2 separate regions of the Mus musculus genome follow, and region 2 is linked to region 1. The links are chromatin loops, found by intact Hi-C in ENCODE. Cell type or tissue: left cerebral cortex. All regions are shown on one strand. Links, peaks and the distances in the headings refer to the core of each region. The heading gives the core; the rest is flanking DNA.

The links. A loop is a pair of places that touch in the nucleus more often than their neighbours do. Peaks named below come from ENCODE experiments on the same cell type or tissue, not always from the same donor. Only the 100,000 strongest peaks of a DNase experiment are listed, where the experiment ranks them.
Region 2: a loop joins it to region 1, with 15 times the contacts of the local background. A loop is called at or near these places in 1 of 42 quality-filtered maps.

What each region holds. Positions count from the first base shown.
Region 1 is chr6:124,709,948-124,714,329 of GRCm38, forward strand. It overlaps Emg1 (EMG1 N1-specific pseudouridine methyltransferase), which reads right to left and starts at 2,231. Exons shown (of 6, transcript NM_013536.2): 1 at 1,929-2,231. The coding sequence starts at 2,096. It overlaps Phb2 (prohibitin 2), which reads left to right and starts at 2,342. Exons shown (of 10, transcript NM_007531.2): 1 at 2,342-2,616; 2 at 2,757-2,841; 3 at 3,115-3,194; 4 at 4,037-4,221. The coding sequence starts at 2,490. In left cerebral cortex, for the core only: CTCF peaks have their summits at 662 (motif pointing left) and 2,260; DNase peaks (open chromatin) are centred at 2,222 and 2,847; H3K4me3 peaks cover 2,467 bases; H3K27ac peaks cover 1,376 bases.
Region 2 is chr6:124,964,447-124,968,828 of GRCm38, forward strand. Cops7a (COP9 signalosome subunit 7A) reads right to left here and starts at 1,066. Exons shown (of 8, transcript NM_001355542.2): 1 at 956-1,066; 2 at 278-482. The coding sequence starts at 439. In left cerebral cortex, for the core only: CTCF peaks have their summits at 1,174, 2,477 (motif pointing left) and 3,541 (motif pointing left); DNase peaks (open chromatin) are centred at 1,088, 1,682 and 3,527; H3K4me3 peaks cover 1,868 bases; H3K27ac peaks cover 1,659 bases.

The DNA.
Region 1 (4,382 bases), core at 174-4,173:
GTCTGATGATGTCAAAGTTAGAACTCAAAGAGTTAACAGGCACCTAGGTGTAATGGTGCAGGCCTTTAACCCCAGAACTCAGGAGGCAGAGACAAGCAGACACTAATGAGTTCCAGGCCACCCAGAGCTATTTAGTGAGACCCTGTCAACAACAATAATAAATGACAATAAGGGCTGGATAGATAAGCAGTTAAGTGCTCAGCAATTAACAGCACTGCCTGCTCTTCCAGAGGACTCCGGTTCGATTCTCAGCCCCAACATGGCAGCTCACAACTGTCTGTAACTCCAGTTCCAGTGGATCTGACATCCTACAGCAATATACATGCAGGCAAACCACCAATGCACATGGGAAAAAAAAAAAAAAAACCTTTAAACAATAATAATGATGGTGACTGATAATAGACAATCACTGAGGGAGGAATAGATCTGCCTGTAGTTAGGATGGGAATAACAACTAACTACAGAAACTTTAAATCTGATTAACTGATCACTTAATTAAAAAAAAAAAAAAAGAAGAAGAGGAAGAAGGGGAGGGCACAGAAGAGATGGCTCAGCGGTTAAGAGCACTGACTGCTCTTCCAGAGGTCCTGGTATTCAATTCCCAGCAACCACATGGTGGCTCACAACCATCTGTAATGGGATCCGTTGCCCTCTTCTGGTGTGTCTGAGGACAGCTACAGTGTACTCAGAAAAAAAATAAGTCTGGGGAAAAGAAGTCGACGGGGAGAAAACCACTTTTCTATTTGGTGTCCATGGAGGATAGACGGGAAGACTCTCACCTCGGGTTACTGGGAAACGCACTCCTCTTAAAGGACTGTCAATCCAGATCCTGTGTGGTTTAGTTAGTAAGGTACACAACCACTTTACAAAGGAAAAACAATCTTGTTTTCTCACAGTCACTAGGAAGGGGCTAAGGACCAAATTTAAGCCCAGGGCAGACCTGGCATGGTGAAATTCACCTATAAATATTCTAATATTTAGGAGGCTGAAGGTGGAGAGTTCCAAGCCAACCTGGACTGCATCCCAAGACTGCCTAAAACCACCACCCAGCAAGAGAATGTGTGTGTGTGTGTGTGTGTGTGAGAGAGAGAGACAGAGACAGAAACAGAGGGGAGCAGGAGTTTGGGAGGGAACTTCTGGGCCTACACATTGAACAAGTTTAGCTCTGAAAGGCAAGACATACAAAAGAAGGAAGGAGCCGGGCGGTGGTGGCGCACGCCTTTAATCCCAGCACTCGGGAGGCAGAGGCAGGCAGATTTCTGAGTTTGAGGCCATCGTGGTCTAAAGTGAGTTCCAGGACAGCCAGGGCTATACAGAGTAACCCTGTCTCAAAAAAACAAAAAGAAAAAAAGAAAGAAAGAAGGAAGGAAGGAGGGGGCTGGAGAGATGGCACAAACTTTCTTGTATAAGACTCAAGTTAGGTTCCTAGCACCTTCATGAGGTGGCTCATGGCCACATGCAGACTTGCATGCATAAATAAAGGTAAAGTAAATATTTAAGGGGGAGGGTAAAAAAGCAAAGACAAAGGCTTTTTAAATAATCTGATCCAGACATACTTCAGAATAGGTAAATACAGAACAAGCTGCCAGTCAAGCCCCATTTAACAAAATAAAGCATCAAGTCCTTGGTAGTAAAAGGCTGGGGAAGTCACTGGCCTTTGGAAACGTGGGAACCCTCAATAGACAATGCTTCCCTCATTTTGCATTATACATCACAGACTCCGTGATAAGTCAACTAAAAGCAAGGCGAGGGCTGAAATGAAAGTCCAGAGCAAAAGGACTACCCCCAGGATATCAACAGCCTGGAAAACTAGGTCATTCTTCCAGAGCAAATTTCAAGGCTCCGCTTTTCCATGCACTCTGCGGCCCTGGTTCCCACACAATCTGATCCATCAATTCCCTACCTCCGCACTCACTGTTCAAAACTACCTTGACTGTCTCCAGACTGGCCCCTTCCAGCACCACAATGAGCCTCCGGCCTCCGCACTTGCTTCCTGCCCCAAGCCGGAGCTTCTTAGGCGGCGTAGTCTCCCAGTCCTGCTCCTGCACTGAAAATCGCCGCTCACGAGGTTGGAAGCCACCACTGGCCGCAGACATCTTGTAGGCAGACCGGAAGTTGCACCGAAGTCCTTAAGTTAGAACTTCACGTCCGTCCTCACGGCCAACTTCCTTCGAGCTGCCATTTTGAAAGAGGGCGCTCGAAAATGGCGATGCCCGTACGGAAGCCTCTCCGGGAGGGCACACCATTCCCCCCCACCAAGAGGCGGGACTTCCGGATGCGCCATTCCTGTGCGCGGAGTTCAGGGCCGCCCGGGCGGAGGGGGGCGGGTCCGGAGGGAGGCGCACTTCCGGTGCCCTTTCTCCCGCGAGCTCTAAGGCCGCCGATCCTCGTGTGCAAGGCGAGGTCTGTAAGCTGGAGCGGGGCAGAGGCTGGCGGGCACCCCCTCCTGACCGCTGGTGCCGCCGCCGCCGCCTTCGGGAGGATCAGACATGGCCCAGAACTTGAAGGACTTAGCTGGACGCCTGCCCGCCGGGCCTCGGGGCATGGGCACGGCGCTGAAGCTGCTGCTGGGGGCCGGGGCGGTGGCCTACGGCGTCCGCGAATCCGTGTTCACCGGTGAGCAGCCTCCTTCCGCTGGCCGGACGTTGCGGTCCCCAGACCCACGGTCCTGCTATCCCCCAGGTGTCCCCGTCCCACCTACGCTGACCAGCACTCGGGCCAGTAGCCTGCCCTGACTCCCACCCCTCTCTCCGCAGTGGAAGGCGGTCATAGAGCCATCTTTTTTAATCGTATTGGTGGCGTGCAGCAGGACACGATCCTGGCCGAAGGCCTTCACTTCAGGTAATGGCGGGCAGAGCGAACAGGCCCTGACCCTTCACCCTTGACGGCTGCAGCCAGACTTAACAATTCGGAGCTGCTTTACCCCTTCCTCACGCCTGCTCTTGAGGACAGTGGCTGCCTGAAACTCCAGCAATGCATAAAGGGCTGTTCTCGACTGGGAAGAGTCCTTGTGGTCGTGGGGAGGAACAGGCCCAAGGACGAGTGGTGAGGGGAACCATCAAAATCAATAAAACTGCAGTTTCCCAACTCCTGTCCATGACCTCTCCTCTCCAGGATCCCCTGGTTCCAGTACCCCATCATCTATGACATTCGGGCCAGACCTCGAAAAATCTCCTCCCCCACAGGCTCCAAAGGTAAACGTGGGCAACTGGGAGCCTCAGGGCACGTGGGGAAACAAATGTAAAATGAGCCTGGCCAGGCTGCCAGAATTGGTTGTGTTTCTGAGGTCTTGGTTTCTACGTCTGCAAAAGAGCCATGCCTCACGGTTCAAAAAACGGTGCATTCCAGTACTTGGCATGCATGCACGTTTTAACGTTACCTTCTGCCTAGCATAAAAGGGATAAGAGTTGCCTTTCTTCCTGGCTGCCTAGGTCCAAGTCTGTTTTTAAGGCCTTTTTTTTTTTCTGTTGATTTGTTGATTACATCCACAGTACACCTTGCTCTGGAGAAAGTGCCCCCACTCTTCACTAGCTGTTGCCCTGTAGACCATAGTTAGAAGGCCTGCCTTTGAGATTCCCCAAGCCTGGGCCTCATTCCCATGTACACACCGAGGCAAGTAGCCCACAGAAGTGTGCTTCTCTGTTGCTGTTTGTGGTGTGTGTGGTTTATGCGTTTGCTAAGCCATAGGCCTTGGAAATAAAACACAGTTCTGGTTCTCAAGGCCCTAATGGCAAGGGGGAAACCCAAGATTATGCTGCTTGGTGGAATCCACTTTGGAGGAGGAGTAGCAATTTATTAAAAAAAAAAAAAAATAGCTGTACTGGTGGAAGGTCCATAGAAAAGATTCCACAGTAAACAAGGGTCTGCCTCGCCCATCCATGTTGTTCACATGCTCTGTGTTGACATGACTATCTTCCTGCTGGAGTGCTAGGCTGTACAGTAACACTAGGCATGGTGGGAAGCACTCCTAGGAGAAAGCGCTGGAAAAGGGGGAATTTGGCCTTACCCGGCGGCCACTGCTGACCTCTTCCCTCAGACCTGCAGATGGTGAACATCTCCCTGCGTGTGCTGTCCCGACCCAATGCCCAGGAGCTCCCCAGCATGTACCAGCGTCTAGGGCTGGACTATGAGGAGCGAGTGCTGCCGTCCATTGTTAATGAGGTGCTCAAGAGTGTGGTGGCCAAGTTCAATGCCTCGCAGCTGATCACCCAGCGGGCTCAGGTCTGACTCCTATCACTGTCTGCACGGCGGCAGCCTGTGTCTCTCCTTGGTCAGGGTTACTGGGTACTGAAAGAAGGTATTTCGGGATGGGGTGGGACGGATCTGTAGTTCAGTTGATATGTACTTGCCTAACATGCACAAGCCCTGGTTTTATTCTCAAG
Region 2 (4,382 bases), core at 78-4,077, 250 kb after region 1:
ACCTTAGACCATAGTTACTAGTTTAGGGCAGCCAGGACTACACAGTGAAATCCTGACTCAAAGTGTGGGTACAGAGGGAGGGAGCACTAAGTTTACAGACCCTTTATCTGTAAGATAATGAAGACCTTTATTTGATTGATTTATTTTTCCATGTTGAGAGCTAATTATCGGTACCCCGATCACCTGAGTGGTTACTGGGTACAAAAAACGAGCCCAGCACTCAAGAGTTAACTTTGGTCCCAACGTTCTTTGGGGACTACCCAGGCAAGCAACACACCTCTCTAACATTAGGCATATCCAGCAGTTCCCCAAACACGTAGACACCAGGGGCCTCCAGCACCTGGTGGATGAGTGTGGCCAGTGCCGCCCCCTTAGCCGACTTGGCAAGGAGCAGAAACTGCTCTTGGTTCTGCCCTGTCACCTTCACCTCCGCACTCATGGCTGCGCCGAGGTGCGGGGCTCTGGCCTCAAGATTTCTGGAGCTGCAAGGAAAGAGGAACGTGAAACTAAAGGTCCCTGGACCCTGCGAGGGTGGTCAGCTCGAAGGGACGGGAGCTGCACGCTCAAGAGGGACCCCGCCACATCCGCAGTGAGTAAGTGGGGTCCTGAGGTCTAAAAGGCAACTCGAGGGCTCCTCCAAGCCAGCCCCATCCTGGCTGCCACGCCCACCCGCTCCGTCATCCCGGGCCCAGTCCCAAGCCCCACCACGTGCACCCCATTGAGTTCCAAGACTGATGAACCAGGGAAGGGAGAGATAGCACATGGTGTCTACCGGACGACGACGAACCCCCACTTCGGGACGCGAGTCGTGCACGTGGCCGCCCCCACGTGACCTCACCTCCTCGCGCCTGACTCGCGGCTCCACCCCCTCCCTTAAAGAGGCAGCCCCGGGACCGGCCGGGGTCTGCGCCCAAGGCCAGGTCGTACCCCCGGACCGACTGCAACCGACGGCTACCTGGAAGCCTCGTCTCCCAGCGCACGGGGCGGGGCGGCCGCTCCGTCACCTCCGGCAGCGGCTCCCAAGCCTTTCCTGCCACCTCCCCGCAGGGCCGCTCTAGCCGCTCGCTTCTATGGCCAGCTTCCGGCCGTACTTCCGCTCTCGGGAGGCGGGTTCCGGGCGGCTCCGGCCTGCTTCCGTTTCCGGACCGCGGGAGGCGCGAGAGCGGCGCCCATCTTCCGCTCTGTCCGTGCATCTTTATGGGTGCGAGAGCGGTGAATGCAGGGTGCGGAGAGGACCTCGGCTCTGCGGAGGTCCGGGGGAGCGACCCTCCCGGGAGCTGCAGGACAAGGCAGGATGGCGGCCCCGAGTTCCTGCGGCGACGTGAGCGTTAGCGGAAGGCGAGAATTCGCAGAAAGAAAAAATAAGGGAGAAAGGAGAGAAACGAGGCTATAAATAGTCCAACAACTTATCCACTCTTTTTAAAGAGCAGAAGAAAAGTTTAAAGGGTAAGGGGGCAGGAAGTGGTAACACATGCCCCCACCCCACCCCCCGGCGTATTGGAGGTAGAGGTAGGGGAGAATCAGGAGTTCAAAACCAGCCTCAGCTCCATCGCAGATTCCAAGCCAGTTTGAGCAACATGAGAACCGGTCTCAATAAGAAAGAAAACAAACCCCCGAGTGATTAAGGGGGAAAAGGAAGTGTATTGGTTAGGCTTTTGAGGTTTTCTTCCCATAGAAGTTTCAGATCGCATGACCAGACTTTTGGCCATGGTTACTACAAATAAATATTGAGTCATTTTTTTAGTCTTTGGATCCCAAATTAGCAAGGAGAAAAGTGTGAGTGGAACCAAGGCAGATGAGGAAATTTAAAAGTTAAAGGATTCAGCCGGGCACTTGTAATCCCAGCATCCAGGAGGCTGAGGCAGGAGGATTGCTATATGTTGGGAGGTTATCCCGGGCTACAGTGTGAGAGACCCTATCTCCCAAATATCATGGTGGTACACACCTTTAATTAGGTGGATTTCTGAGTTGGATCATCCGCCACTAAATAGACCAGGTTTCAAAATGAAACAAAACAAAAATCCTTACAGAAACCATATAAGGAGGAAATTAAGGTAAAGCCAGGTTTACTGTTAGATGATTTGTAATCCTATCACTCAGTAGGCTGAGGCAGGAGAATTGGACCTTCAAGGGCTGAGTTCTGGAACTAACCTGTAGGACAAAGAAATATGGATAGGGTCCAAGTGCATACCTGTCTGATTCCGTCGCTTCCTTCGAGGGATGGTGGTGCATGCTTGTGGTCTAGCACTTGGGAGGCTAAGTCAGGAGTATCTTAGGCCCAAAGGCCATGTGAGCTGCATAGTTCCAGGCTGAGAGTGGGAGAGAGAGAAGAGTTAGAAAACAAGGCAATGAATGGGCTGGAGAGATGGCTCAGCAGTTTAGAACACTGGCTGCTCTTTCAGAGGTCCTGAGTTCAAATCCCAGCACCTACATGGTGGCTCAAAAATCATCTCTAATGAGAACTGGTGCCCCCTTCTGGTCTGCAGGCATGCATGCAGGCGGAACACTACACATAATAAATCATTTGCTTTCTGTCACCATGTGGAAACACCAGCCAAAGCCAAGGCTTTCACATCCTGATCACCGTCCATCCTGGTGGGAAGTCTGGGCAGAGCACGAGGGATGCGATGACTGACTTGCTCTCTAGGGCTCACACTAAACACCTTACACCTCCAGGACTACTTGCCTGGTAGTGTCACCCACAATGCACTGAGCCTCCCACACCAATCATTAATCAAGAAAATAACTACAGGGCTGCGGAGGTGACTCAGCATTTAAGAACATTTGTTGCTCTTGCAAAGGACCTGGTTCGATTCCCAGCTCCCACAGTAATCTAGCTTCGGGGCATTGAATGGGTTATTAGGCACCAGCGATGCACATGGTGCACGTGAGTATTTGCAGGCAAAACACTCAAAAACATAGTTTTTAGAAAAGAAAATAAGTCCATAGATCTACCTACAGGCAATATAATGGGCTCATTTTCTCAACTGAAGTTCCGCGTTTAAGATGACTCTAGCCTTTGTCAACTTGACCAGACATTTTTTTTTTCCTTTTTTTGAGACGGGATCTCACTATATAGCTATATATCATGGACTGTCCTGGAACTCACTGTGTAGAGTGAGCTATCCTCTAACTCACCAAAGGCTGCCTACCTCAGCCTTCCAGGTGTTGGGATTAAAGTTGTGCAACACCACACCTGAGTATAATCAAGATTTTTAAACCACTATTGATAGCTCACAGAGAGAAGCAGGAAGATCAACCAGAGACTATTACAGGTGTTCAGGTGAGCAATGAAGTTGACTTGGACCAAGCAGAAACAGTGGGAATGAGTTGTCGGACTTCAGTGAACATTATTTGCAAGTGGGTTAGATGCAAGGCATGAACAGAAGAGTTTTAAGAGTGACATCATAGGGGCTGGAGAGATGGTTCAGTGGTTACAAGCACTGGCTGTTCTTACAGAGGTCCTGGCTTCTGTTGCCAACACCCACAAAATGGCTCAACTGTCAAACTCCAATTCCAGAGGGTTCTGATGCCCTCTTCTGGTCTCCACGGGCACTGCATGTGATGTACACATACTTGAAGGAAAAAAAAAATAAACTTTATTAGTTTGTTTTTTATTACAGGGTTTCTCAACTGTTTTAAGACAGGTTTCCGGGTGGCTGTCCTGGCACTCAATCTGTAGACCAGGCTGGCCTGGAACGGACATAGATAAGCCTGTTTCTGCCTCTTGTGCTGAGACTAAATCTGTGTACTACCACACCCAACTTAAAGTCTTAAAAAGAAAATGACAAGTTGTGTATGGTGGCACATGCATTTAATCCCAGTACTCCAGGGAGGCAGAGGCAGGAGGATCTTTGTGAGTTCAGTGCCAACCTAGTCTACAGAGTGAGTTACAGGACAGTGAGAGCTACACAGAAACCATCTGTTGGGGGGCAGGGTGGGGGAAAGGAAGGAAGGAAGAAAGAAAATGATATTACAGCCAGGAGTAGTAGCATATGAGGGTCATGTGTTTAAGGCTAGCCTGGGTTACATAAGAAGATCCTTCCTTGGGAAAAAAATTGAGCAAAGGAAAATAACCTGAAGTTGTACAAAGCTCTTAAAGTGTACATCACAGGCTGGAAAGGTGGCTCAGCCATTAAAGGCTAGTCTGGTAACTAAAAAGGCAGAGTGCCAGTCATTTCAATTTCACATAACATTTCCAGAAAGTTCGAAAAGAAAGAATGCTTATTCTATGAGGCCAGAGCTATGTTTTGATAAAACCAGTCAAAGACAAAATGAGATTGGAAACTATAGGTCAGCATCACAAACTGACACTGAAATCATCAGCAAAATATTTGCAAACCAAATCCCAAAGTGTGGGAAACTGACTGTATCAGGACTCT